2 separate regions of the Homo sapiens genome follow, and region 1 is linked to region 2. A link is an interaction called in ENCODE POLR2A ChIA-PET data of the cell type or tissue named here. Cell type or tissue: B cell. All regions are shown on one strand. Links, peaks and the distances in the headings refer to the core of each region. The heading gives the core; the rest is flanking DNA.

Region 1 (15,265 bases), core at 4,533-12,532, 67 kb after region 2:
CCCTAGACCCCCTCAGTGAGATCCTATGTTTCTTTAGGACAGGAAGTTTTTTTTTTCAACTCAGAGTGCTCTGTATCCGGGGGGAAAATCCAGTGGCAACATCAGCAAGAGCTCCTGGGGCTCTCTGCAAGAAATTTTTCAGGATATCAGATTTCTGAGATTGAAGAGTATGAAATGCATCTTGGAAACAAGGTAATAAATGATGCATTTGGACAGGAATCTCTAGAGAAAAAAATAAGGGAAAATTGCTGGCTTGATTTTGCAGTAAAATTACCAGGCAGCCTGAAGAATAAAAGGGCATACATTCCCAGAAAAAATATCATGATTACAATAAAGTTGACCAAGTTACATGTGGGTGAATAGGGGCCAGCGTTCTGAGTCATCCAGGCAAGAAAGCCAGAAAGGCAGAAGGAGCTGGAATGAGAAATGTTAGGGTAGAGAAGGATGAAGGGAAAGGGTGATCAACTGCAATAAACCACCTGCCCCATGCTCCTTCATAAGTCCAGGCACTGCACTCTGGGCCCACTGAAGAGATCCCCATTGTGACGGTGAATTGTATGTGTCAATTTGACTGGGCCACGGGATGCCCAGACATTTTGCCAAACATTATTCTGGGTGTTTCTGTGATGAGATTAACATTTGGATCAGTAGCCTGAGTACAGCAGATTCATGTGAATGGGCCTCATGCAATCGGCTGAAGACCTGAATGGAACAGAAAGATTGAGACAGCAGGAACTCATCCTGTCTGACTGCCTGTGAGCTGGGACATTGGATTTTTTCTTGCCTTTGGACTCAAACTGAAACATTGGCTCTTCCCGGATCTCAAGCCTGCTGGCTTTCAGGCTGGAGCTCACACTGTCAGCTCTTCTGATTCTCAGGCCTTTAGACCCAGACTGGAATTGCACCATCCGGTCTTCTGGGTCTGCGGCTTGCCAACTGCAGACTTCGGGACTTCTCAATCTCCATAATCATGTGAGATGTGAGCTGATTTCTTATAACAAATATCTTTTTATATGTGTATGTGATGATGTAAAATATATATATATATTTGATCTTTTTCCCAGTTTCCTTATGTACAGCTCCTAAAATCCTTTGAGTCTCTGGAGTCATAAGAGTATTTTGTGTGTGCTAATGAGATAACTAGTCAGCTGGGGACCTCTAGATAGCATCAGGATGGGGGCTGGTTGCCACGGGAACCAGCCAAGTGTTAGAGGATTGGAACTTTCAGTCCCTCGCTCCACCTCTGGGGAGGGGAGAGGGGCTGAAGGTCGAGTTGATCACCAATGGCCAATGATATAATCAATCATGCTATATAACAAAGTTTCTATAAAAACCCAGAAGTACTGAGTTCAGGGGGCTTCCAGGTTGGTAAACAAGAACTCATCCGCATACCAGGAGGATGGCTCCCAACTACTACACGGGGACAGAAGCTCGTGCACTCAAGACCCTTCCAGACCACGTTCTCTGTATCTCTTCATCCGGCTGCTCCCTTGTATCCTTTAAAATCACCTTTGTAATACACGGGGAACTGTTAGAGTGTTTCCCTGAGTTCTGTGAACCACCCTAGCACATTAATTACATCTGAGGAAAGGGTCATGGGCACCCCAATGTATAGCCTGTTGGCCAGAAGTTCTGGAAGTCCGGGACTCACAAATGGAGTCTGAAGGGCAGAGCAGTCTTGTGGGACTGAGCTCTCACCCTGTGGGATCTCCCCGCAGGTAGATAGGGAGTATCAGCATTGAATTGAATTGAATTAGAGCAAACCCAGCTGATGTCTGCCGCAGAATTGCTCACTTGTTGGGTGTGGCGGGGAGTTGGGGGTGGGGGGAACCCACACACATTTGGTTACAGGAGCATTCTGTGTTGTGAGAGTATAATGGGAAAAACAGTTGGTTTTTTCAACTCTTTCTCTATGTATCTATACCTGTATGATCTATCTATAGTTCTCTATATAGACTTATATACAGATATCTCTTATTGGTTCTGTTTCTCTGGAGAACCCTGACTAATACACTCGTGTTCAAGTATCTTCAGATACAAGAACAGCTATCCATTCCTTAATGCAGAAAAAACATTTACTGTCGTGCTGTAAAGAAAGTAACCTACTGTGTGGCCCATGTCATGCAGACACACACATTTTGTTCACGTTCAAAAGCTCATCTTGACCAGGCTCACACCTGTAATCCCAGCACTTTGGGAGGCCAAGGGGGGGGCAGATCACTTGAGGTCAGGAGTTCGAGACCAGCCTGGCCAATATGGTGAAACCCCGTCTCTACTAAAAATATGAAAATTAGCCAGGCGTGGCGGCAGGCACCTGTAGTCCCAGCTACTCAGGAGGCTGAGGCAGGAGAATTGCTCGAACCCAGGAAGTGGAGGTTGCAGTGAGCCAAGATGGCACAGTTGCACTCCAGCCTGAGTGTTGCAGTGAGACTCCATCTCAAAAAAAACAAAACAAAAACAAAAACAAAAGCTCATCTGGGCACCTAACTAGAAAGGGAGAAGTAGGACTCAGTGAATCCACGGACATTGTCATTAGTCGTGGAGAGCAGGTGTGCTTTGGTGGGAGGGGTATGGGGTGGAGGTGGAGGGATAGGAACACAGGACTGATGCAGGGACTACTTGCTCCTTTTTTCTGCCAGGCATGGCTAGCTGCCCTACATGCATAATCCTGACAACAATTCTGTGAGGCTGGTGCTGAATTTTTATTTCTTCAAGGCAACTTAGAAAATCATTTAATTACACTAGAAAATCATATAATCCACTGATTTTTTTAAAAAGGTGAGTCAGGAAAATAAGACAAGGAGAAATGAAGACTATAGGAAAATAAGATAGATCTAGGGATGGTTTGTCCACAAAATGCCATTGTAAAATCCTGTGTCCAAGCCAGAAACAGAGCACAGACTGGCCTAGTCATGTTCTAGCATCCAGTACAAACAGGAGAGCGAGATCAAGTTTGTGATGCATTGTATTCAGAGGACAATGGCAAGAGAAACAAAACTCTCCCAGGATCTATACGAGAGAGGCATTTCTCCCAGTGTCCTTGGAAAGAGAGCCCAGTAGGATGTCGTGAGCAAGAGCATCCCCACAGAAGTTCTGACTTGCAGCTTCATAGGGCTGCTTCACCTCATGTCCTTGGCAAATACAATAATGTCAAGTGCAAGTCAGCAAAAACAATTATACGGGAAGCAAAAAACCATGTGGCCTGACTACACAGCTTTCTAAGGGCCTGTCTTCATCCCAAGAGTAGATTTTAGAGTATCTGGAGCAGAGGCGCTCTTAATGGAGCATTTTGGGCATTTGCACTGGAGTTTTGGGGTTGTTGTAAAGTGAGGGTCCTCCTGGGAGTTAGAGGGCAGAGCCCAGGGACAGTCAACACCCTGCAGTGGGCAGACAGTGCACAGAATAGAGAACTGCCCCATGTCCAAGGAAGGATTGTCCTGTATCCCTCATGGCTTTTTCAGTACAATATGGATGTTTGTGTAGACGAAAAACCTTTTGTAACATGTTATTATACACTGCTGGTGGGGAGGCAAAATGGTGCAACTTCTATGGAGGAGAATTTGGCAAACTCTAAAACTCTAAATGTTTGCCCAGTGATCCCACTTCTAGAATCCACTCGTAAGTTACCCCTCCACAAATACAAAATAGTATGTATACAGGGTTATTAATGGCAGCATTTGTTGTAATTTTAAAAAGATTAGAAGCAATACAAACATCCATAAATGTGTCACTGGTTGAATAAACTAAGGTGCGTCTACACAATACAATATAATGTAGCCATTAAGAAAAGAATTAGATAGACTGATATGAACAGACTTCAGGATGTACATAACATCTACAGGTATGGTCTTTTTTAAAGTATTTTTTTAATGTTGAGGGCGAAAGTAAATAAGTGAATATACGTTATTAGGAACCAAAATTGTCAACTTAAGAAAATAGATGTAAAGGATAAATCTCTGCAATGTTTTATTTGAATTGGAAGTAGCTTATGAACTCAATTACAAAAAAGTACACACACAGCCTTAGCTCTGTCCATGGAATTAGAGATCCTTGGATGAATGATTGATTCCAATTATAAGAAAGGAAAGGCAAATTTGTTTTCAAAAACCAATGGCAGATGTGTAAAAAAAAATCAATGTCATGGGAGAAAAAGATGAAGGGATTATTCTAGATTAAAAGAAACTAGTAAAATATAACAAATATAATGGGTGAATGCTGATTGGATCCTGATTTTTAAAAATCAGCCTTGAAAATAATGCTTGGGTCAACTGGAGAAATTTGTTTATGGACTAGATATCAGGCGGTATTATGAAATTGTTAATTTTCTTAGATGTTATAATGGTATCATAAATATGTAGGACAATGTCATTTTTAGAAGCTACATAGTGAAATAAATTGTGATATGTTTCATCACTTTCAAATGATTCTGGGAAAAAAATGGTTGAATTTGTGTTCAACCTTTTTGGATATATACCAGTATTTATTGTGCTATTCTTTCAACTCTTCTATATGTCTGAAATTTTTCATAATAAAAATATAAAAAGTTTTCCAATTTTTTGAACATAGATCCTTACTCTATTTTGCACACAAGCCCCCAAAATTTTGGCATAGTTTTTTTGTTTGTTTGTTTTTTGAGACACAGTCTCGCACTGTCGCCCAGGCTGGAGTACAGTGGCACCATCTCTGCTCACTGCAACCTCCACCTCCTGGGTTCAAAGCAATTCTCCTGCTTCAGCCTCCCGAATAGCTGGGATTACAAATGGCCTGTCACCATGCCAGCTAATTTTTTTGTATTTTTAGTAGAGACGGGGTTTCACTATGTTGGCCAGGCTTGTTTTGAACTCCTGACCTCGTGATCTGCCCGCCTCAGCCTCCCAAAGTGCTGGGGCATAGTTTTTAATTAGTGAATTTCCCAGTAATACACCTACTATATGAATTAAGGGAAGCTTTTATTAAGTTTTATTTGGAATATAGCCAATAGTATTCACCATTCCACATACACACCTCTACTCACCTGTGCTCCTAGCTGCCACACATTCATGCTGAGAGGTGAAGTGTCTTATGACTTCCTTTTGTCTTCTAGAATGGTTGTGTTGAGCCTTTAATACTTATTGAAATGCACAAGAGTGCATCATAAATTAATCTCCTTTTATGTCTTCTTTATATTCCAGTTAGAGTATTTTTTGGTGTTTTTAAAAATGTGTGTGTAGATAGGTTATGTTTCTCATGAATTTTATTTTAGAATAGTAAAAGAAGTCGTTAAAGAATGTAATCATCAAAAGGTGGTCAGATAGGGTGGAGAATTATTTCCCTGAGTTATGGTTGCAGAACACATCCTTCAGGCCAAAGGACACAGGCCAGATATTGAGTGGGAGCCCCATATAGGGGACATCCATCAGGGAGCTGCCCAACAGTCTACAAAGAAATCTGACCCCAGTAATAGATCTGGCTTCCGCATAAGCTAACATCCCCACTCCCTTACATTTGTCATAAAAAATAGATAAGGTAACAAGAGACATATATTTAAGACTCAAACATTTCCATTTGAGGTTTTATTTTTGGTCTTTGTGAGAAGAAATTGTACAAGGTGCTTTTCCTTTTTTTAAATAGCATTTCAAGAATTGTATGCTATCTCTGATGATAATTACAGGAATTACCTTTTTCTGAACCAAAATTGAAATGTGGCTTCACAATGAATCATCTATGACCTAAGAAGGTATTGATAAAGAAAGCTTTATAATTGTACAGAAATGAAGCATATCTAGTTAGACAGTTAACGAGTATTTTTTATTGAAAAGAAGAAAATTTCACCACCAATGGTTCCAGGAAATACAGGACACGTGTTTGCTGTAAAACACTGAACTAAAAATACAGAAGAGGGAACATGTGTTTATTCATTCATTCATTCATTCATTCATTCATTCATTCATTCATTATGTATGATATGTGCCAGGCCCAGTACTAGGTGTTAAGGGTAAAGAGGCAATATGTGCCCTCAAGGAGCTTTTAGTTTAATGGAAAAAGAGCGTTAGTTAACATTCTGCCGAACGGTGCATATGCCAGGGAGGGGTCGGTATGGGAGAAGAGACAGACATGCTTGAGAATCAGCAATGGACCAAGCCATTACAGAAAAAGCTGCCTTTGTGGAGAGAGATAAGCAAAACCCAGCGTGAAGTAAGGTCATTATAGTAATAAGAGGAAAGTGAAAGGTATCCTCTTAGCTCGCAATACGATGCCAGAGCTAGAGAATTCCTCATGAAAAGGCAAAAAGAAAATGCTGCATAGGTGAATTCTACTTAACAGAAGGTATCTGCACTGTAGAATAACAGTATAAAGTCCAGGCTCTTTGCCTTTGGGACCACGGGATTCTGAAAAGTGCAGAAGACACTGGTTTTCTGTTTTTACTTATTTGTTTATTCTCGGTCAGGATCTGAACTTTCTTCCCATGGCGGGGACCTTTCTTTGTATGAGGCTTGGCTGTCCAATCTCCCACCATGAAAGCCAAACAGGGAAGACCGGTCTCCCCACTGGCAGCCAGAAGGGTATGGACACCTGACCTAGATCCATCTGTCAGGTGTTCCAACCCCAACTCTGATTCTCAGCTGAGTATGAAAGCACAAGGGCAGTTTAAATCCATTTTCAGTGACAATGTCCAGCAGTGACAATAGCTGCTACGCCTGTGACAGTGTCCTAGCCAGACTGCTTCTATGGCATGACCTCAAAGCTACTCAGCTTCCCGTGGCTCCTACCTGCCTTCTGACCTTGTTCTTTAGCTTTCCAGCAATTTGAGCACATCTCAGTAGTCTTGCTAAGGGTGTATGGAGATGAGTAATTTTCTAGACAGGAGGAGAATAGGTGAAAGTAAGCCAAGTAATTAATGAACAGAAAGTCCTTCTCAGCCTTCAAGATAGACAAGATCGATAGGCAATTGCAGGAAAAAAGACATGAAGAAGACGGTGAGGAGTAGAATCAATGCAAGGCAATTTAAGAGACAAAATAGGAATGAAGAACGAATGAAAGGCTCACAGAGAATATTGACAGAATATCGGAGAGGGAAAATTACACTAACACAATGAGGCCAATGTGCATGAAGAAAGCTAGAAAGGGGGAAACAGCAGAAGAAAACTTTCCTAGAAAAACATGAAAAGAAATCAACTGATGCAGAAAACGGGACAGAAAGCTCAATCTTGGATACATCTAGATTAGACCACCAAAAAGGGGTGGCAGAATTTTTCTCAGATGTGTTCACAGAGAAGGAAAAGGGAAAAGTAAATACTAAAAGACTGTCTCAGACTCTTTTATAGGTTTGTATTTTTAAAAACTATTTTTACTATAAATGTAATGTCAGGATACAGAAAAAATGAGGGGATATTACCCATCATCCTATTAAGCCTAACATAACCCTATCAGCATGTTGGCATGTGAGGATTTTTTTCATTGTGTAGGATTAATTTAAACATGGTAGTAATTTGTTATCCTGATTTTTCATTTACTATTATTGTATTAACAGGTTTTTCTGCTGGTTGAAAGTCTTAATTAATATAAATATTAATGCCTGCATAAGTCTATAAAGGAGTTAACCTTGATTTCCTTGGTTTTTTTTTTTTTTTTTTTTGGATGGAGTCTCAGTCTGTTGCCTAGGCTGGAGTGCAGTGGCATGATCTTGGCTCACTGCAACCTCCACCTCCCAGGCTCAAGAAGTTCAACCTCCCAAGTATCTGGGATTACAGACATGTGCCACTACACCCAGCTAATTTTTGTATTTTTAGTAGAGATGAGCTTTCACCATATTGGCTAGGCTGGTCTCAAACTCCTGACCTCGGGCGATCCACCCACCTCGGCCTCCCAAAGTGCTGGGTTTATAGGCATGAGCCACAGCACCTGGTCGATTTCCTTGGTTTTAGATGGTGTGTGTGTACCCCTTATTGTGTGCCTACTATGTAATTAGGGCTCTGTATTCATTTTCTTTAACCCTTGAACAATCCCACAACTCGAATATAATAATTGCTGTTGCAAATTCAGACAAGTGTAGTGGTTGGCTACAAGTAGGTGGTAAAAGTAAGAGCTGTGCTCAAGCTTGCTGAATCCCAAGTCACTGCCTTTTCCACTATGCCATGGCACACCCCATTAGTTGTTGCCAAATTTTTGTTGCCTTGAATAATACTAGAATATCTTTGTGTTGACAGTTTTTCTCTACTTTGGATTGATTTCTTAGAAGTAAAATTACTAGGTCACATGAATATTGTTGTGCCTCCATATGTATTGTCAAGTGGATTTCCAAAAGGTTGAATGTCATTTGTGGTGTTCTCAACAATGAGTAAGGTTACATCAATACACCCCCACCAACACTGAGCACTTTTTTTTCCTAATTTACTATTAAATTTTTCTTAATTTTCTTTTCTTTTTTTTTTCTTTCTTAAGACATGGTCTCAATATGTCACCCAGGCTGGAGCTCAATGGTGCGATCACGGCTTACTACAGCCTCCCTGGGGTTAGGTGGTCCTCATGCCTCTGCCTCCCAAGTAGCTGGGACTACAGTGTGTTCTCCCAGGCCCAGTCAATTTTTGTATTTTTTGTAGAGATGGGGTTTCGCCATGTTTCCCAGGCTGATTTTGAACTCCTGAGCTCAAGAAATCCACCTGCCTCGGCCTCCTAAACTGCTAGGAGTGAGCCACCAAACTTGGCCAAAATTGTCTTAGTTTTCTGACAGACATTTTTGATGTAACTGAGTAAGGAAAAAGGACAAGTTCCATAATGTGATGATGCTTTACTTTTTAGTTTAAAATGATTTTAGGATGATAGTATATCAAAATGCCTAATCAGTCACCATTCCCATTTCTTCCTTGCCATCAGAACCTTGAAGTTCTTCAAGAATCCACATTCCTCTATAAGACCTCTGGAAAGGCTAGGCCCCTCTCATCCCCATACAGGTAGATTTTAATTAGTTTAAACCAGTCATGGAAATTATATTCCCTTGCTAGTGATGGACTTAGGAAATGACATATGACCCTCTGCTGGCCAGTTAGCAGGGGGTGATTCCTGGGAATGACTTCTTTGCTTTTATGCAAGGATGAGACAGTCACTATTTTCTGCCTCCGGACATTGGCTGATGTGAGGATGGGATGCCTGGAACTGCTGTAGCCATTTTGAAACCTGGAGGGAGCTAAGTGACAACTGAGGTTGGCAGAGCAGAAAGGTGGAAAGAACATAGGTCCTAAATGTCATGGAGCCACTTAGCTGACCATCACCAGCATGCCTCTTCTTCCAGACCTCCTGATTTCTTTGATAACAAACCTCTTATTATTTAAGCTTAATGAGTCTCAATTTTTGATTCGTTATTTGTCCCTTGCAGCAGATTGTATCCTACTTGATACAAGGAGTCATGAGTTGGAGACCTTCAATTTATTGGACTATAGTATCTCAAGTGTCAGTGTTGATCCTATTATGAAGACGGTTGTGGACACTGACAGAGTGCATAAGAAAGCCAACAGGGCAATAAAATGAGAGACAGTATGTGGTGAGTTTATCCCTTTGGGAAATTGTCACTTGTAAAGACAGCATGGAAGTCACCCACCTGGCGAACCTAAGACCTTGAAAAGACCAGGCCTGATTTCCTGCTTTAAATCATGTGGATCTCTGACATCCACCCAAAGTATCAGATCTGTAGTCCCTGGGAGAGGAATACACAAATGTGATCATCAGTTGCATGGTGAATGAGAAGAAAGCAGGAAATTGTGTTCACATACAGTCAGATGGTTCGGAGGTTCAGGTGTCCACACTGGAGTTTACTGTCAGCTTAGAAAAGGCATTTCCTTTCTTGGGGCTTTAGTTTCCTCAATTGTGAATTGAGGAGGCTCCACTAAGTGATCCTTGGGATTCATTTTAGCTTCAAAGTCAAACAGTTGGTTCTACCAATTTGGAAAGGGATAAAGTAGATGATCATGCAGCATTGACCTGCATGCATTACCCTTATTCTTGCTATAGTTATCAATAATACTAAAAAAAGATGAGGTGTGGTAGCAATGACTAGGAGCTCTGAATCATACAAACCTGAGTCTGAATACCACTTACTAGAGGTGTGATGTTGGGTAACCTCTCTAAAGCTTGATTTCCTCTCCTGTCATATGAAGATAATATAATAACGACCCCCTTTAAGGGGCTGTCATGAGGATTAAATGAACTAACACATGTAAAAAGCTTAACCCACAGCAGGCACTCAATACATTCCTGGCTATTGTTGTTAATAGTAGCAACAATAACCAGCATTTATATGTCACATTACAGTTCATGAAGCCAGGATTAGTACTGGGATTTTCTAGCTTTCAGTTTTATGTTCTTTCTAACACAGCACATAGTCTTCCAAGATAAAGTTAAGTAACAGACCCCTAAAAGAGAGAGAAAATGAGAACAAAATATACACAAAGAGAGCTGTGTTGTAGCAAACATGCATAATACTAATAATACTATAATAGATAAACTATAATTACACCATACCTTATGCCATAAAGCTGCCTATATTTGCCACTCTGCTATCTTATTTGATTCCAACCCTGTAGAACAAGTAAGGAGGTAACCGCTTTCTTTTTTTTTTTTTTTTTTTTTTTTTTTTTTTTTTTTTTTTGAGACGGAGTCTCGCTCTGTTGCCCAGGCTGGAATGCAGTGGCACAATCTCAGCTCATGGCAACCTCCACCTCCCGGGTTCAAACAATACTCCTGCTTCGGCCTTCCAAGTAGCTGGGATTACAGGCATGCACCACCACGCCTGGCTAATTTTTGTATTTTTAGTAGAAACGGGGTTTCACATGTTGGTCAGGCTGGTCTCGAACTCCTGACCTCGTGATCTGCCCGTCTCGGCTTCCCAAAGTGCTGGGATTACAGGCATGAGCCACAGTGCCCGGCTACAACTTTCTATTCTTCAGTGAGATTGGCTCTGCTGAAACCAGCATAGCAATATTTTCTTTTTCCTTTTTTTTTTTTTTTTTTTTTAAGATGGAGACTTGCCTATCGCCCAGGCTGGAGTACAGTGGCGCGATCTCAGCTCACTGCAAGCTCCGCCTCCCGGGTTCACGCCATTCTCCTGCCTCAGCCTCCAGAGTCAGCCTCCCGAGTAGCTGGGACTACAGGTGCCCACCACCACGCCCGGCTAATTTTTTGTATTTTTAGTAGAGACGGGGTTTCACCATGTTAGCCAGGATAGTCTCGATCTCCTGACCTCGTAATCCGCCTGCTTCGGCCTCCCAAAGTGCTAGGATTACAGGCGTGAGCCACCGTGCCCGGCCAATATTTTCTTCCTCTCTGTGAAATGGTGATAATAAGCCTTGAGGGAACAAGGGCACATTCTGCAGTTGGGACGGCCCTGGGGCAGAGTCAGCTCACTTACACCAAGAAGAGGAGCAAAGCAGAAAATCTGTACTGAAAACACAGTGCTCTCATGAATTCAAAGTCAGCTTTCAAATGTGCACCATTCTCAGGGGAGGAAAAAAATGCAAAAGAAAAATCTAAAAATAGAAAAGAACATCATTAAAAGTTCAGCAGTATATTCAGTGTTAAAGGATAACAAAACAAGAAAGGAGGGAACAAACAGAAGGTGAAGACTATAGAGCTAGGAGCAGAACAGCTGTAGTCTCTAAGGACTCTCCAGAACAGACTACTGCTTAAAGAATTTCCAATTTCTTTAGAAAAAAAATGTTCTGTCTGGTGAATAGACAATCACAGTCAAATTGTCTCAATTGAGTTTGGGTTTTTGTTTGCTTATTTGTATAGAACAATGACCAAATATATCATATTAATATATTCGGGCTACAATTCAGATAAAGACAATGGTGAGAAAGGTAGTGAAAGGTGCCTTTCACTTCACTTGCAGTTGTTATGAGAAGGTCATATTTACCTTTAAGAAGGATAAGAATGAGAAGCCTTAAGAGACAAAGACATGAAAAAGGAACGCTGTGAGAGCCAAAGCTTGGTAGATTCTCCCCTTTCTCTCTCTCAAAACTCTTAAATGCACTATATATAAAAGGGCATACACAAAGGAGTTTTATGGACTAGGGTATAGTGTAAAGATGGTATATATGATTATAGTCTTATGCATGCTTGCCACAACACAGCTCTCGTTTTGTATATTTTCTTCTTTCTCTTTTAGGATGCTGATACAAAACATTATCTTGGAAGACTGTGCTATGTTAGAAAGATTGAAGATTAAGATTGAAATTAGGGTTGCTAAGAGAAACAAAGTTGAAGTTCTCAAATCAGAAACCCTTACAACTCAAAGGAATCTGAAAACCAAGACAACAAATTATGCTCTCAAAAGTCATAAATATAAAAGAAAAAAATCACTAGACATCCCTACTTGGAATTAAATGGGGATATCTAATGACCAGAAATCTCAAAAATCTCCCTTGAGTAACATCTGAAAGTTCCAGAGTCCCAGAGGGATACAAATCATGTCCAAAGAAGAAGGGCTGAGGGATTCAGAGTTATATGGCATTAATAACCGCAAGTAAGCACCTTTGGAGTGTGTGTACAAAATAAACAAGATAAGCGATGTTTAACTGGTAGGAAATTTGAATATCTAGTATTAGAGAAAAAAGACATCACCTTTACCAAGAAGAGAAAATTAAGTATAGTTTAGGTGAACAGAAGAACCGATTCTCTTAAAGTAAAATCGACATACATTTTCAACTTAAAAAATCTTTTCATGCTAAGTTTGATGTAAGTGATCACTGGATGACTGGCCAGAGGGTAAATACATTAAGACTGAAAAAAAGAAAAATAAGCAAAAGTTAATAGAAAGTCCTGGACTTCTAAAGGGGCCATGTTCCAAATTTGTTCAGAAGTCAGTTGTTCTACACCACAAACTTGATTGAGCATAGGGAGTGTTGTAATGGTAGTTAGGTTCTACTTACACACAGCACCAAGAGTCTGTCTGCACAATACACTGGCTGAGATCTAAAAAGATCAAAATCAGAAATGGGGATGGGATGGAGATTTAGGCCAGAATGAAAGCAAATACTTGTGCTGATCCAGGATACAAGAGTAGGAGTGTTGTCAGAATTAGTGACTAAGTTTAAGGGTCCCAACATGAAATAAGAGCTGCCAAGCAGAGGTAATGTGAGGCTATGAATGACGAGTTCAGAGGATTTTCTGAATTCTGGAAAAATAAGGTCTTAATCCCAAGGATCATGAATATTCCTCTGAGAAATGCTACTGTCAGATTTCAAGATACTGTTGAGCTTCTAACAAAGTACTCCTAACCACTACTGGAGAATGTGTCTAAATGAGAAAAATGCATCCCAAGCTCCAGCTGGCAGTACCAAATCAGAAGCTGCAAACTATCACAACTGGCACATGGGATGGAACATGGAAGGACTTTGGAAATATTTGGGTCAAATTTCCTCATATTAAACAAGACAAAACAGGTGAGGATGCATAGAGGTATGTGATCTACCCCAGGTCACACAGCTAGGGACTGGAATGCAGAGCTAGAAGAGAGGCTGGTGAAGCCAGTTGGTTGGGAGGAGGCCCTCTCCAGCCCCCCACAGGTAGAATCACTGGCCTGTGTCCTGCACCTTGACAGATAGTTATCATAGCACTTACCAACTAGAGCCAAGCAAACCTCTCCCCAACCTTCCTCAACCCCCTTCAACATAAAGACCATATTTAATTTTTCCCTTTAACTCCAGTTCTTAACATAGAAGGCTTAATATTAAACCTCATAGTTGGGATCTGTTAAATCAAGTTTAGCCTAAAGCTGCTTCCTTGCATATTTTAAGTTTGGCCTAAAGGTTTTTCTGTACATCACAAACTATAGCAAGTGGAGGTGTAAACAGACCATAGCCTATGCTTGTGCCAATCTTCAAGTTTTGGCCAATCAAATGTAGCCAGCTGTTTGAACCATGTTCAAACAAGGCAAATGCCAACTTGTAACCAATCCTGCCGTTTCTGTACCTCACTTCTGTTTTCTGTACATCACTTTCCTTTTCCTGTCCATAAATCTTTTTCTACTACGTGGCTGCGCTGGAGTCTCTGAGCCTTCTCTGGCCTGGAAGGCTGCTCAATTAGTGAGTCGTTCATTGCTCAATGAAACTTCTTTAAATTTAATTCAGCTGAAGTTTTTCTTTTATCAGATCTGTTAAGTGTTTATGAAATGAACTAATGAACACCAAAAATGTAGATGGGCAGATATATACACATGGAAGGAAGGACTCCAGGGTGTCCAGGAGTCTAGCTCACAGAAGGTCTGAGCTGTGGTGGTCAGACTACTTATGGTCCCCGAGTACATGCTGACAAAATACAGTTCACCTGGTATTCACCAGGTTGGTGAAGGTTGTGGAAGCTTATAGATATACAGAGGAGTTATGGAGGGAACTAGAGGTATTCAGCCTAAAAAACAGAAGTCTCAGGGAGTGGCTTTCAAAGTGCATTGAAAATTTCACAGGGATGCCCAAGGGGCTGCCAAGATACAGGGAGCAGAGAGGGAGTGGGTGGGACAACAGGTCCCTAACCCAGGTAGAGAGGGAGCAGCTCTGCTTTTCTCTGCTTTACATTTGGACTGTAGCATAAGATTCACATCAAAGAGTGGTGAGCAGTGGGGAGAGGGGGCTTCTCTTGCTTATAAAGTTTGAAAAATCACTGCCCAGAATACTGCGATAAGAGCCTTAAATAATTGGAAGGCTGCTGTTTGAAAGATTTAGACTTGCTGTTCATGGCCCTAGTGGTCAGAACTAATAACCCAAGGCAGGTCTCAGGTCACACAAGGAGAAGAACAACCAGGGATCAGCCCTGATTGTAAGGACCTGCCTGATTCCCGCCTGCCCTCTGTAGTCCAGGTGGCACAGCTGGGGCCACTCAGGCCTATGGGCCTGGTTAGTATGTCTCCAAGTTCTGCCCAACTCCAGATTCTGAGAAGGGACTGAGAAGCCCCAAAGTCAGGGGTGCAGAATCCTGACTCCATTCTGACCCGAGGTGAGGTTGTCCCATTCCTCAGAAACCAAGCCCCTAAACTGCATCCCATTGTCAGCATTGTCCCCACGCTTCCACGCTTTACAAACTTCTCCATATTGCAACCAGTTCTCAGAAGACAGAGGTTTCATTTTGGCACTTTAATCCTCACTGTCAAGTCCCTTTCGCCATAGCCCACCAGCTGTCTTGGTCTTCTCCATAATGGCTGTGACATGAAGCCCCCAGGATGGCACTCCCGTACCTTCTGACACCCTGCAGCCCCTAGTGCCAGGTCTCCTTGGCCTCCCTTTCCCTGCCCCAGGCCTGG
Region 2 (15,265 bases), core at 4,675-12,674:
TGCCTTACAAAAATCCACTGTTCTGCCATTCCTGACAGTCTATTTCAGAGACTGGACACTGCCTGGATTATGAATTGCTAATAATAGCCAATTCGATCTTTAAAGCTCAATGTGTTGGAATATCATGCTTTGACACTGTATTTGATAGTGTCGGGAAAAACCACCCTCCTATGGCCCTGACTTAAGAACCTAAAGAAAGCTGCTCTACGGAGTGCCCACAAGGCACTAGGTCCACATATTTTTAGTTCGTGTTATCTTCCTAACATACCTGCAAGCCATGCCTTTACCTTTGCCTCATAGGTGAGCAAAGTGAGGCTCCACAATGGTAAACAACTTACCCCAGGTCACATTGTCACACAGGTGGAGGGAGCAGGATTTGAATTCAAGACTGCTGCCACCAGAGCCACCTTGCCTGCTGCCCACGACCCTTGGACTTTGGGAGCTTCCCCTGAATCAGGTCTGCTGCAAGGACAGCCTCAGCATGCTCTCCCTAACTAGCCCTTTAGAACCTCGGGACCCAATAAAGGCTAAATCGTCCTCTTTAACTATCTCATTCTGCTTGTCTTTTCAGCCCTCTACTCATTTACAGAGATTACTTTAGGGCCTTCCTCCCTCCAGGTGCTCAGAGCTGTCATTATCAGAGATGAAAAAATCCCTGTCTGTATCTTCCTGATACGAGTTTCACACGAAAGTTAATGTCACAGTACAGCCTGCTTCTCCACAATCAAGCTCCTGAACCCTGCTTTTTTACAACCCTTCTATTATTGATTGATTGATTTGATGCATTATATTTGAATGTATTTACAGGGTACATGTGAAATTTTGTTACATGGATAGTCGGTAATGATAAGTCAGGGCATTTAGGGTTTCCAGCACCCAAATATTTATCATGTCTATGCGTTTAGTACATTTCAAGTCTTTATACTGGCTATACAGATTTGCTCATAGACTTTCTTCATAGCCACACACACACCCCGTCTCTCACACCTCATATATACTCCTCAGAGACACGCACATAAACACCCACACACCTAACATACTATACACAGACCTCACACACACACACACACACACGCACACACACATGCATCTTCCACCACACGCATGTTCATCCCCAGTGCTTTGCCCACCAGTAACCCCTTCATCCTTTGAGATTCACCTCCCTCAGGAAGTCTTTCCTTGATACCATCACCCCACAGCTGAATGAGGAGAATCTCTTGGGATCCCATCCCACTCTCCCTGTCCTACCCATTATTTTATCATTGGCTGTTTTCCGCAGCAGCAGGTGGGCTCCCAGAGGCCAGAGCTGAGCATTATTCACATTTGGGTCCCCCATCTTCCCTCCCCAACACCCTGTACCAGGAATGGCATCCAGCGCTCAGAATCTCAGTAAATACTTCTGGAATGTATGAGTGAGCTCTATTTCGGTGATAAAGAGCCCACTGGATTAATCTGCATAGCCTCCTGACTCCAGACTATCTGGGTCCAAACACCAAACATTATAACCTGATGCTAAATCTCTCTGGACTGTGGTGTGCTCATCTGTGAAGTGGAAATGATGTCAATGGCAATTAACACCCGACTGGCTGGCGGAGGAGATTCAATGAGGTTTTACACATATGTAGACCTACGTATATTAGTATGAAGCAAATAACATGATTTTCAATCCTTACGTGGGGAAAGTAAAACCACACAGCTCCCTTTGGAAAAACCACCCCTGATGCCTCATCTGACCAGGGAAACCGATGATTCTTCCGCCTTCCGGGGCCTCTCTCTTATCACAAGCAGACAGGTGGCCCAAGCACAATGGATTCAATCCATAATGGACTCCCAATCCAGTCTAACCGGTCTGGGCATCTCTGCCCCTAGGGGACTGAGCCCTTAATAAACAGATGTGTCTTCCAGCTCAGAACTGCAGACATGTGCGTGCTCATGTTTATGTCAGTAGCCTTTGTTCTAAATCCATACCAATACCCGTTTAGTATTTCTAACAGATTGGTTCTTTCTGATGTGACTGTCTGAACAAATGAAAAGCATTTCCCTGTGGCCTACCTGTCACACTTTTTTCCGTCCTCTAATTGAGAACACTTTCAAACCTCTCCAACTCCTGTTTGCCTCGCAGTAAGGTGAAGATTTGATTTCTTCCCTATTACAATTTTCTTTTGAGTCAAAACGAGTATCTTGGAAAAAAACAAGTATAGCTAAGGGAGAGGGCAAGTCCAGAAAAGCATATATAAGTTTGTGAGCCAAAATAAGGTTAGTGGTTCTGAAACTGCCATTGCAAAATTGTAACTGAAACAGTGAAAGAGATCCGACCTAAGCAACTTCATCTTGCTTCTAAACGTCAAGCTGTCCTTGTTCATTCCTGGGCATAGGCTGAACTAATTTGGGGAGGAACTTAGTTTACAGTTTAAAACAAAGACGATAACAGCCCTTTCCCCAAAGAAGCCTCCTTGTTGCCTGGGGACTAGACTGCCTTTGTAGGACTAACAGATTAGCCACAGATTAGAAATTATGGTCTAGGAGTCATGCAGCTGGAGGCTACAAGATTCTGACCCTCCCTAAACTGCTCCTAAGATCAGTGCTTGAGATATTTTGCAGACCCTGCACTTGATGGATCAGCTGGCACAGCTGGCACCACCCAGGTGGATAAACTGGCTCACCTGATCTTGTGGCCCCCACCCAGGAACTGACTCAGCACAAGAGGACAGCTTCAGTTCCCTACGATTTCATCTCTGACCTGACCAATCAGCACTCCCGGCTCACTGGCTTCTCCCCACCCACCAAGTTGTCTTTATGTTATTTATTTATTTTTTGAGACAGGGTCTTGCTCCGTAGCCCAGGCTGGAGTGCAGTGGTGCCATCTCAGCTCACTGCAACCTCTGCCTCCCTCGATCAAGTGATTCTCCAGTCTCAGCCTCCCGAGTAGCTGGGACTGCAGGCGCAGTCACCACGCCCAGCTTATTTTTGTATTTTTAGTAGAGATGGGGTTTCTCCATGTTGGCCAGGCTGGTCTCGAAGTCCTGACCTCAGGTGATCCACCCACCTCGGCCTCCCAAAGTGCTGGGATTACAGGTGTGAGCCACCGCGCCCAACCATCAAGTTGTCTTTAAAAGATCCGATCCCAGAATGCTCGGGAAGACTAATTTGAGTAATAATAAAATTCTGGACTCCCACACAGCCGGCTCTGTGTGAATTACTCTTTCTCTATTGTAATTCCCCTGTCTTGATAAATTGGTTCTGTCTAGGCAGCGGGCAAGGTGAACCCATTTGGCGGTTACAGTTCCAGTCCAGCCAGATGCCAGCCAGCGTGTGGGAGGCCCAGGCAGAGCAGTCTCAGCTGTAGATCCCTGGCGGTGGGCAACACCCCTCCCCACAGGTTCATGGTAACCTTTTCGCAAGACATCTGCCTCCTCAGATACCAGCATCCCAAATTCCTGCATGGCAATTTCATCCACTACAAATACCATACATTAGTATACATTAGAGAGAAGGGGAAATTGCATGATTTTTCTGGTGAAAGGCTAAGTGAGAAGGTGGGGGAGGAAGGCAAGCTCAATTCTACCTTAACTTGCTGGAAACAGATTGCATTCCTCCTTTCTGTTCCTCACTGTGCTGCCTTTGGTATTTCAGGCCCACAGTGCGTGCAACGGATTCCTCATTTGATTACATTGCTTGATATTTCATAAATTCTGAAAGATTGGCCTAATAGGGATGGAAGAGAAGATAGAATCATTTCTGGGTGCTGCATGTATGCCCTCCTGTCCCCACAGCTGTACCCTTTCTGGAAAAGTTGCCTGGGGCTCAGCCTAACAAGGGGAGGGAGGAAGCCTTCATCCAGTAAGAATCGGGGTAGGGCTCCAGCCATGTACCTCAGTGCATTTCAGCTGAGCACTTGCTATGGGCAAGTACTGCCCCAGGCCCTCGACATAATATCGTATGAGCTACTTGACAAATGATTGGAGGTCTGAGTATATGGGGGATGGGGGGAATTTGCGTTGCCTGACATGCACAATGAAGATAGCAGCAAGTAGCCTCAGAGCAGGGAGTGGGAGTACTGTGTGGGAGACAAGCACTCAACTCTTGATCTGGAATGTTTATCCTTGTCCTGGGCCCCAACCCACAGCTCATTGACCCATGATGTCCTCTACCCTCTGCTTCACCAAAGACACAGCAACAGAGAGAAACAGAAAGAGGAAGAGGAAAGTGAGTCACAGGGAATAACTGTCACATAGCTCTTTATCACTTAAATTTTTACCTTTTAAAATAGGTGCTGCATGAATACGTAACCCAATTCAATAATGTAAACAGTGAAGACTAAGTCCTCACCCACACCTGACTCCCCGCAACCAGTTCCCATCCCCAGATGAAATTGCCTTTGCAAAAATTGTAACAGTGAGAAAATTATGACAGTGAAAGATATCTGATCTAACCAACCCCCACCTTGCCTTTAACCTCCAAGCTGCCCTTCTTAATTATTCCTGGGCTTTTGCCAAGCTAACTTTGCGACACATTTGGTTTATAGTTTAAATGGTAATAGCCCTTCTCCAAAATTAAATGCCTTTGTAAAGAGAGTGAAATGCCACGGGGAGGATGTGAAGAACCTGAATTCTGCTAAGGTATAGATGTAAATGATTACCACCATTATTCTGGCGATCACAAGATTTGCAACTTCCCCAATTACCCCTGCAGGTAACGTCTCTACTGTGGAACCTAAGACTGGCCTTTTGAGATGTCTTTTCAGGTTTTTGCATTTTGGCAATAGCTCCACCCGGACCCACAGGCCCCTGCCCACCAGTCTTGATCTCATCCAGAAGCAGACTCCCTGGCCCAACGAACTATCCTTGAAAAATCCTAGCCTCTGAATCTTCTGGGAGATCAACTTGAGTAACAACTCTGTCTCCCACATGGCATGGCCAGCCTCGTGTCTACTAAACTCTTTCTTCATTACAATCCTGTGGTCTCAGTGAATTGGTTTTGTCTGTGCAGTAGGCAGGAAGAACCCGCTGGGCAGTTACACAGAGACCACCTCCTCTACCAATTCCCTGTGGATGACTCCAGAGGGGTTCTGTGCATATTCAAATGCTTGCATTGCTATACTTTATGAAGTACTTTAACCAAAACAACAAAGCACACTGAGAGCCAAAGATTTTGTTGTGGCAAAAGTGTTACTGAAGCCACCTTTGCAAAAATTATAACTGACAAAATCATTACAGTGAAAGAGATCTGACCTAACCAACTCCATCTTGCTTCTAACCTCCAAGCTGTCCTTGTTCATTCCTGGGCATAGGCCGAACTAAGTTTGGAAGGAACATATAGTTTAAAACAAAGATAGTAACAGCCCTTTCCCAAAACAAATCCCCCTCCTGCCCGGGGACTAGACTGCCTGTGCAGGACTAACAGATTAGCCCCAAGATTAGAAATTATGGTTTAGGAGTCATGCTGCTGGAGGCTGCAAAATTCTGAATGTCCCCAAATGCTCCTGGGGATAACGTCACTAATATAAAACCTAAGTTCTGTGTTTGAAATATTTCGCAGACCCTGTACTCCATGGATCAGCTGGCACCACCCAGATCGATAAACTGGCTCATCTGGTCTTGTGGCCCCCAACCAGGAAGTGCTCAGTGCAAGAGGACAGCTTCAACTCCCTTTGATTTCCTCTCCAACCCAAACAATCAGCACTCCCAACTCACTGGCCCCTACCCACCAAATTATACTTAAAAATTCCAATTCCCAAATTCTCAGGAAGACCGATTTGAGTAATAATAAAATTTCATACAGCCAGCTCTGCATGAATTGAAATCTTTCTCTAATGCAATTCTCCTGTCTTAATAAATCAGCTCTGTCTAGGCAGAGGGTAAGGAGAACCCATGGGGCAGTTACATTATTACATTGGATTCTCATAGCAATCAATGCTATGCAGATCTCTCAGATGAGTTAGGTGAGTTATAGGTTGGTTCAAGTCACTACCTGATATGGTTTGGCTGTGTCCCCACCCAAATCTCATCTTTTTTTTCTTCTTTTTGAGAGATAAAGTCTCACTCTGTTGCCCACGCTGGAGTGCAGTGGCACAATGTCTACTCCCTGCAACCTCTGCCTACCAGGTTCAAACGATTCTCCTGCCTTAGCTTCCCAAGTAGCTGGGACTACAGGTGTGTGCCACCACGCCCAGCTAATTTTTGTATTTTTAGTAGAGACATGGTTTCCTCATGTTGGCCAGGCTGGTCTCGAACTCCTGACCTCAAGTGATTTGCCCGCCTTGGCCTCCCAAAGTGCTGGGATTACAGGTGTGAGCCACTGTGCCTGGCCCCAAATCTCATCTTGAACTGTAGTTCACATAATTTCCACATGTCATAGGAGGGACCCTGTGGGAGGTAATTGAATCATGGGGACTGTTACTCCATGCTCTTCTCATGATAGTGAGATCATGAGATCTGATGGTTTTATAAGGGGCTTTCTCCCCACTTTGATCTGCACTTCTCCTCGCTGCCACCATGTGAAGACAGATGTGTTTGCTTCCCCTTCTACCATGATTGTAAGTTTCCTGAGGTCTACCCAGCCCTGTGGAACTGTGAGTCAATTAAACTTTTTTCCTTTATAAATTACCCAGTCTTGGGTATGTCTTTATTAGCAGCGTGAGAATGGACTAATACACCACCCAAGTCAGTTTATTCAACCAAGTATCTGTGAAACTACTATATCCATCAGCTAGGGCTGCTGTAACAAGTTACCACAAACTGTGTGGCTTAAGACAACAGAAATGTATTCTCTAACAGTTCTGGAGGTTAGAAGGCCAGAATCAAGGTGTCATTGGGGTTGGTTCTTTCCGGAGGTTTAGAGAAAGGATCTGCTTCATGTCTTTCTTCTAGCTCCTGGTGGTTGCCAGCAATCCCTGGCATTCCCTGGCTTGTGGCAGCATCACTCCAACCTCTGCCTCTGTCTTCACATGGCCTCCTAACCTGTGTGCATCCTCTGTGTCTGTGTCCACATTTTCCTCTTTTTCTAAGGACACCAATTATTGACTTTAGGGCTCAACCTAATCTAGTATGACTTCATCTTAAACTTAATAAAGATCCTATTTCCAAATAAGGTCACATTCACAGGTTCTGAGTAGAAATGAATACTGGGGAGAGACTATTCAACCCTACGGCAACCTTAAGAAGCCGTTTAACCTCTCTTAGTCTCAGCCTCTTTATCTGTACCACAAAGCATTCTTGTGAGGATGAAATGAGAAATCCAGTGAAAACAGTTCAGCATCAGCTTTGGTAGTCCAAAATGTTAGCTGCTATTGCTGCTAACCTGTCATCATCATCATCTTTCTTCTTCATCTTCATCAGCCACTAGAATTATTATTTTTTGAGACAGAGTCTTGCTCTTTTTGCCCAGGCTGGAGTGCAGTGGCACCATCTTGGCTAACTACAATCTCTGCCTCCCGGGTTCAAGCTATTCTCCTGCCTTAGCCTCCCAAGTAGCTGGGACTACAGGCACCCACCACCATGCCCAGCTAATTTTTGCATTTTTAGTACAGACGGGTTTTCACCATTTTGGCCAGGGTGGTCTTGAACTCCTGACCTCAGGTGATCCGCCCACCTCGGCCTCCCAAAGTTCTGGGATTACAGGCATGAGACACCACACTGGCCAGTCACTGGAATTATAGGAGCTATGAGAGACAAAAGGGACAGCTCACAGTCTCCACTCCCAAGTAGGTTCTGGTTTAGCTGTGGACACTCCACTAACATCCCTTACAGGCTAAAGTGCTGAGTGCTATGGTTAGGACTGCCAAGGAAGAGGAGGCCAGGGTGGATGTCACCTGAGTGGACAGCACAAAAGGCACCCAACACAAGTAAGTTTTTTTTTGTTTTATTTTATTTTAGCCAGGGTCTCGCTCTGCTACCCAGGCTGGAGTGCAGTGGCACAATCATAGCTCACTGCAGCCTCAACTTCCTGGGCTCAAGCAATCCTCCCACTCAGTGTCTTGAGTAGCTACGACTACAGGGGGGTGCCACCATGTCTGGCTAATTTTTTAGTTCTTGGAGAAATGGGGACTCACTAATATGCCCAAGCTGGTCTTAAATTCCTGGGCTCGAGTACATCTCTTGCCTCACCCTCCCAAATTGTTGGGATTACAGGCATGAGCCACCATGCCCAGCTTTGAAAGGATTCTTAGGAGCAACATGGACCCCAACGGAGCTATGACTCACTGCCTTGAAGGGAGTGGTCTCTTCATTTCCATGCCATGAAACGTGCTCAAGGGCACACAGTCATATCACTCCTGAAGCTGAGATGCTTTCACTTCTCCTTGAAGAAGCATATCTCTAACCAAAATAACATTGCCTGTCATTTTGGTGAAACATCTTTGAGGTTTTGAGCTCATGGGAGTCCCAGGGGAGGAGAAACGTCTGACCTTCTTTACTAACCTTAAAGTCTCAGACAAAAATCATAGGTGGAGCTCTTCCCATCTGAATTTGCAATGCCTGTACAAAGTTAGCTGCCACGTGAAAACTATAAAGTGTGTGTTAGAATGTTTCTACTGTTAGAGTAGATAGGCAGATATGAGCAGGGCAGGAGAGGGCACCCCCAGGAGTGTCAGGTGACCATCAGGTGATGATCAGGCGGTTGTTAAACTCTCTCTGAAATGATAATTGGTCACAGCCGGCACCAGGCAAAGACAGGCTCCCAGTAGATAGAAAATACCTGGAGCTGGTGATCAGCAGCTTCTCAATAAGAGTTCAGGGGTTGGACAAGCAGGCCCAAGCATGCACACTAAGAGGCAAAGTGGCAGGTATATGACCTTCACCTGGGAACAGTCGACCGGTAAAGGAAAATTGCCCCTAGAGAGCATGCGCGCAACTGCAGTAAAATAAACTATGCACGCAGTCACCCTCCCAAGTGCTGAGCAACACTGTGCATGTGGTGGTTGAGCAACAGCCCGCCCCAAGGGAAGGATCAAGGGAGGAGAAAAGAAAGCCCCAAAATCATGCCAATGTATAAATCCCCAAGTCAAAGGCTGAATGGGGCGGTTGGCCTCTCAAGTTGCCAGCTTGGCCTTTTTCCATATGTACTTTGCTTCCTTTTGCTTCTGCTCTAAAACATTTTAATAAACTCTCATCCCTGCTCTAAAACTTGCCTCAGTCTTTCCCTTTGCTTTAAACCTGTGTCTGCCCCTCAGCAGAATTTTTTCCTCCAAGGAGACAAGGATCGAGTTTGCTGCAGATTTGTGTGAATTCCACCACTGGTAACACTACCACTGCTGGAAAGCTTGAGATGTTGCGTGCAAGAGACCTAGAGTCAAAAACATCCATTGTTGGCTGGGCTCACGCCTGTAATCACGAGGTCAGGAGTTCAAGACCAGCCTGGCCAAGATGGTGAAACCCCATCTCTACTAAAAATACAAAAAAACTTAGCCAGGCACGGTGGCGGGCGCCTGTAATCCCAGCTACTCAGGAGGCTGAGGCAGAAGAATAGCTTGACCTCGGGAGGCGGAGGTTGCTGTGAGCTGAGATTGCACCACTGCACTCTAGCCTGGGCAGCAGAGCAAGACTCCATCTCCAAAAATAAAAATAAAAATAAAGTACATTGCTAAAAACCATACTTTGGAGCACTCAGTGGCTGTTTAATTGAGAGTGCAATTGGGATTTCCTTTTTTCTAACCTTTCCATGTGGAGAGGACTCTGGAAAAATAGTGACTGCTGGCCTGTGCATGTACACGTCTGAAGTGTACTGCTGAAGTAACTAGCTTTCTTTAATCTGCAGAAGACCTTGCCTTTCATACTGGTATTATAAATAAGATGAATTCTGTTCATCAATAAGTAGGGACTTAAAGACAAAATTGTTCCTTTAATAATAGATCCGCTGGGCAAAAATAATCTGATTGGCTTCTTTGATATGAGATGAAAGATAAATTGATTCATGTAAATGTGTTTCCCTTTGGAGAGTACTCCAGTGCACTGAGTTGGGGCACAACATGATATAATTAATAGTTGTCATAGCAATGGGTTATATTGCTAAAATCCAGATGTGAGTTGGCTATTAGGGTTTCACAACATGTATGGAGGCTGGATTTATAGACCATCCCATAAAACTTCCATACATCCAATGTATCTATACTAAATAGTCTTAGCTTACATTCTTGGTCCTCTAAGCAGAAATCAAATGCCTGATCATATCACTGGAATTTTCTAGAAGTGTTTGGAAATTAAATTCTTCCCACTGAATGGTCAGGTCATGTATCCTGATGTTCTTTTTGAAACTGCAGCTGCTGTAATCCTTTGGTATGGTGAGGAAGATGAGCAGATGAAGAAGAGGGAGAATATCTCTTTCAAAAGCCCCTGGCAAATTTTTGTTTGCTCGGTTTTTTTGTTTGTTTGTTTTGTTTTGTTTTGTTTTTAAGACAGAATCTTGCTCTGTCACCCAGGCTGGAATGCAGTAGTGTGATTTTGGCTCACTGCAGCCTCCACCTCCTAGGTTCAAGAGATTCTCATGCCTCAGCCTCCCAAGTAGCTGGGACCACAGGAATATGCCACCACACCTGGCTAATTTTTGTAATTTTAGTAGAGACGAGGTTTTGCCATGTTGGCCAGGCGGGTCTTGAACTTCTGACCTCAAGTGATCTGCCTGCCTCCATCTCCCAAAGTGGTAGGATTACAGGTGTGAGCCACTGCACCTGGCCGTTTTTTTGAGAAAGGGTCTTACTCTGTGGCCCAGGCTGGAGGCAGTAGTGTGATCAAGGCTCACTACACAGTTGACTTCCTGGGCTCAAGCAATCCTCCCACCTCAGCCTCCCCAGTAGCTGGAATTCAGGCGCATACCACCATGCATGGCTAATTTTTTGACTTTTTGTAGAGATAGGGTCTCTCTATGTTGCCCAGGCTGGTCTCGAACTCCTGGGCTTAAGTGATCCTCCTGCCTCAACTTCCCAAAGTGCTGGGATTATAGGCATGAGCCACTGCACTCAGCCTCCATGGCAAATTTTTTAAAAGATAAAGGATCTTCTCCTGCCCTATCTTCTATATCCTTCTCCTACTTCCTAGTAAAAATAATATAACAATTAATGATGATAAGAGCACTAGTAATAATAAGAGTGATGATGATAGCTAACATTTACAGTTTCAAAGGTGTCAGGCACCATGCTAAATGCTTTACAGATATCTTCTCATTTAACCCTGCCAACAATGTAAGGAAATCAATACTATGATTATCCCCATTTCACAGGTTAAGTAACTGAGGCCAAAGATCACACAGCTGGAGTTCAACTTCAGCAGTCAGCTCAGGGGCTCACACCCTTAAGCAGTATCCCTTGCCTTTTGCATTCTTCTCATCGTGGTGAATCTCTTAAAACATTTTGACAGAAAAGCATTAAACACAGTCTACAGGAGAAACTAGGAGAGGCCAGGAACAGTGAAGACTCACAGAGAAGCAAACTCAGCTGCAGGTAGAGGTGAGATGTGGCAGTTCCACACACAGGGCAATGACCTTGAGAGTGGTAGACTCCATGAGAGTACAGGGACAGAAAATGGCGACTCTCAGAATAAGCTATTTCCAGACATTCAGAAAAGCAGGAAGAAGCAGAGACCTCTGTCAGCAGGCAGGAAAGGTCAGCCCCTGGACAAATATTCAGGGATCAGTTCCTAAGTGTGTGGGGAGCCCCCTGGAAACCAGTTGCTAGCAATGGTCCTCTTACTGGGAAGGGGTCCCGATCCCTAGATCCCAAGAAAGGGCTCTTGGATCTCGTGCAAGAAAGAATTCAGGGTGAGTCCATAGGGTAAAGTGAATGCAAGTTGATTAAGAAAGTAAAGGAATAAAAGAATGGCTACTCCATAGACAGAGCGGCCCCAAGGGTTGCTAGCGGGCTATTTTTATGGTTATTTTCTTGAGTATATGCTACTTAAGGGATAGATTATTCGTGAGTTTTCCTGGAATGGGGCAGGGGTTTCTCCTGGAACCGAGGGTTCTTCCAGCTAACTTTTGTATTTTTAGTAGAGACGGGAGTTTTGCGATATTGACCAAGCTAGTCTTGAACTCCTGATCTCAAGTGACCCTTCCACCTTGGCCTCCCAAAGTGCTGGGATTACAGGCATGAGCCACTGCGCTGGGCTGGTTACTCCCCTTCTTAGACCATATAGGGTAACTCCCAGACATTGCCATGGCATTTGTAAACTGTTATAGTACTGATGGGTGTGTCTTTTATCATGTTAATACATTATAATTAGCCTATAATGAGCAGTGAGGATGACCAGAGGTCACTTTTGTTGCCACCTTGGTTTTGGTGGGTTTTGGCTGGCTTCTTGACCACATCCTGTTTTATCAGTGGGGTCTTTATAACCTGTATCTTATGCTGACCTCCTATCTCATCCTGTGAATAAGCCTAACCTCCTAGGAATGCAACCTAGCAGGTCTCATCCTCATTTTACCTAGCCCCTATTCAAGATGAAGTTGTTCTGGTTCGAATGCCTCTGACAGTCCCAGTGGCCAAGCCAGGCCACAGCGAGTGTGGATTATACTGAGCCTCCTGGTTCTTGAACTAGAGTACTTGCATACCCCTTTGAATGTAGGCTAATTAGTGCTTCCCAAACTTCTCCAATTATAAGACTCCCCTGGCTTTGGTGAATTCACTGACTCTCAGGACCTACTGCAAACCTCTGGATGAGAATTACCAAAAGTGCAGCCTGGGAATCTGGGTTTGGCAAGCACCCAGGTGATTCCCACAGTCAAGGAGGTTTGGAAAGCACTGAGGAGGTTATTCAGAGCCTGTGGGGCCATATCTGTAAGTAGCAGTTAAGATGGCTTAGCTGTGAGGAGAGGAGGGAAGTGAGAGCAGAACTAGACAGGAAATCACAAACGCCGTCCGGTGATCTTAGGGTCACTGAGTGTCCCGGTTTGCCTGGTACTGAGGGCATTCCTAGGATACAAGACTTTCAGTTTTAAAACTGGGACAGTTCCAGGCAAACCCTGTTTCTGTTACGAAACTACATGCATTATCACCATAAGCCTCACGTGACCCCAGAAGTTCTAAAACTTTCCTTTCCCAGCAGAATCTAGCTTCTGTGGGCATTAGAAGGAAAACATTGCTGCAAAAAGTATTGCATATTAAATTGTGTATGACTGATAGCTTCACTGGTCTCCCAGAGGTATTCACATTTTTTGAAAAGAGGGACTATAATTTGTTTTGCCTCCTGCATTTCCTTTGCAGCTGAAATTACTTTTCAGAATATCTTCAAGAATCAGCAATAAAACTCATAGCTGCATTTTAGAAAAGTGACACAAGTACCTAATTCGTCATTTCTTTTAAGTTTGCTAGAGAAAAAAAATTCTACTTCTCTCTCAAAACTGTGATTTCAACTGAGCAAACTTAGACATGAGTTATCACTATCCTTTTAAAGCAATTTTAATTTCCATTTGATGGCCTTTTCTTATATTCAGTTACTGTAGCTTTAAGAAAGAAATCTTTCCACACATTATCTGAAGTCATTTTCTTGGGGCTTGCTAGAACAAATTAGAAAAGCACGATGGATAATTAAACTAAATATTGTGTGTAGAGTTAATCCAAATTCCAGAGCAGTAAGCTTTACTGAAAAATAATTACAATAAAATATAAACACAGAAGTGATGGGGTGATCCAAACTTTCAACTTGACATTTGCTAGGGAGTTTGCCTCACAGTAGGGGATGAAGTCATCTCAGACCTGACTTTCCCCAAAGCCACAAAGTCCACACTTGGGTTGGGAAGATAAGTTGACTGGGAAGAAACCTTGACCCTGAGGCCCAAGTCTAGTTAGAAGAGAGACAAGAGTCTTCTTCTCTCTATTGCTGTAGCTTAGTGCAGGATTAAGAGAGGAAAGCAGCCATGGAAGGGAGACGGTTACATCAGAGGCCTTTGAACCAGAGTGACTCCATCTTGAATAGGGGCTGGGTAAAATGAGGCTGAGACCTACTGGGCTGCATTCCCAGGAGGTTAGGCATTCTAAGTCACAGGATGAGATAGGAGGTCAGCTCAAGGTACAGATCATAAAGACCTTGCTGAGAAAACAGCATGCAGTGAAGAAGCCAGCCAAATCTCACCAAAACCAAGACAGCAATAAAAGTGACCTCTGGTCGTCCTCAGTGCTCATTATTCACTGATTATGATACATTAGCATGCTAAAAGACACTCTCACCAGTGCCATAACGGTTTACAGGTGTCATGGCAACATCCGGAAGTTACCCTATATGGTCTAAAACAGGGAGGAACCCTCAGTTCCAGGAATTGACCACTCCTTTCCCAGAAAACTCATGAATAATCTGCCCCTTGTTTAACATATAATCAAGAAATGACTATAAATGTCCTTAGACAAGCAGCCAGTGCTGCTGCTCTGCCTATGGAGTAGCTCTTCTTTATTCCTTTACTTTCCTAATCAACTTGTTTTCACTTCACTCCATGAACTCGCCCCAAATTCTTTCTTGTACAAGAACCAAGAACCCTCTCTTGGGGTCTGGATCAAGACCCCTTTCCGATAAGTTACAGCCTAATGGGTTATGTGTACAGACTCTACCTTAGAGCTGCCTAGGTTCAAATCCCAGCTCTGCCAGACCTCAGCTGTGTAACCTTGGGTATTACTCAGCTTCTCTTTGCCCAGGGTGAAACAGTAATAGCACCTACCTTACAAGGTTGCTGTGAGGATAATTCATGAGCTAATATAGACAAAGCACTTAGAATAGTGCCTCCCACTTAATCAGTGCTATGTAAGTGTTTATGTGGGGGCCATAGGCTCTTGGCCCTCTAAAGATTCACTAAAAAAAGTCACTGACATGAGGCAGGTTGATTAATAGCAGAAAAGGTATACAATTTAGCATGTCTATACAGGAACTTTCAGAATGAAGATCCAACCCAACAATACAGAAGCTTTTATACTATCTGGAGATTAAAGAAAGAATGACGACTCAGTGCCTGCCCCCAAACAGGTTTTGGTGGCAGGACAGTTTAAGGGCCAGAGAAAGAAATAGGCTTGGTCAGCAGAGCTGGCATTATTATGTAGATAAAGGCTCCCTCAAAGGTACATGTTTCTTTTTAGACTTTTAAAGGTGTAAGACTCTGAATCTCTCCTAGAGCCTGGTTGTGTTAATGGAGATTCTCTACAGATGCAGATTTTACCCCATAAAAGACAGCTTTGCAAGGCCATTTCGCTTTGCCAGCTCTGCAGCAGCCATTTCAAAATATGTTAAAGAAATATATTTTGGGGTAAAATATTTTGATTTCCTTTACTTACATGAAAGAATGATAGAAATCTTCA

Evidence for each region. ChIA-PET counts read pairs that join two places held together with the same protein. Peaks named below come from ENCODE experiments on the same cell type or tissue, not always from the same donor. Only the 100,000 strongest peaks of a DNase experiment are listed, where the experiment ranks them.
Region 1: POLR2A ChIA-PET joins it to region 2 with 10 read pairs; 2 of 35 experiments call an interaction of 5 or more read pairs at or near these places.

Annotation. Positions count from the first base shown.
Region 1 is chr6:15,828,061-15,843,325 of GRCh38, reverse strand. It overlaps LOC105374948 (a long non-coding RNA gene), which reads left to right and starts at 8,863. Exons shown (of 3, transcript XR_926530.3): 1 at 8,863-8,930; 2 at 9,353-9,517; 3 at 12,140-13,033. RefSeq lists a silencer at 742-942. In B cell, for the core only: no CTCF peak of the experiment used is centred there; no DNase peak of the experiment used is centred there.
Region 2 is chr6:15,894,869-15,910,133 of GRCh38, reverse strand. No RefSeq gene overlaps it. Among named protein-coding and RNA genes, the nearest start is that of LINC02543, 92 kb to the left of the region's middle. RefSeq lists enhancers at 1,662-1,956, 4,813-4,962, 7,715-7,774, 8,275-8,554, 8,735-8,824 and 3 more. In B cell, for the core only: a CTCF peak has its summit at 8,820; a DNase peak (open chromatin) is centred at 8,423; H3K4me3 peaks cover 1,359 bases; H3K27ac peaks cover 2,380 bases.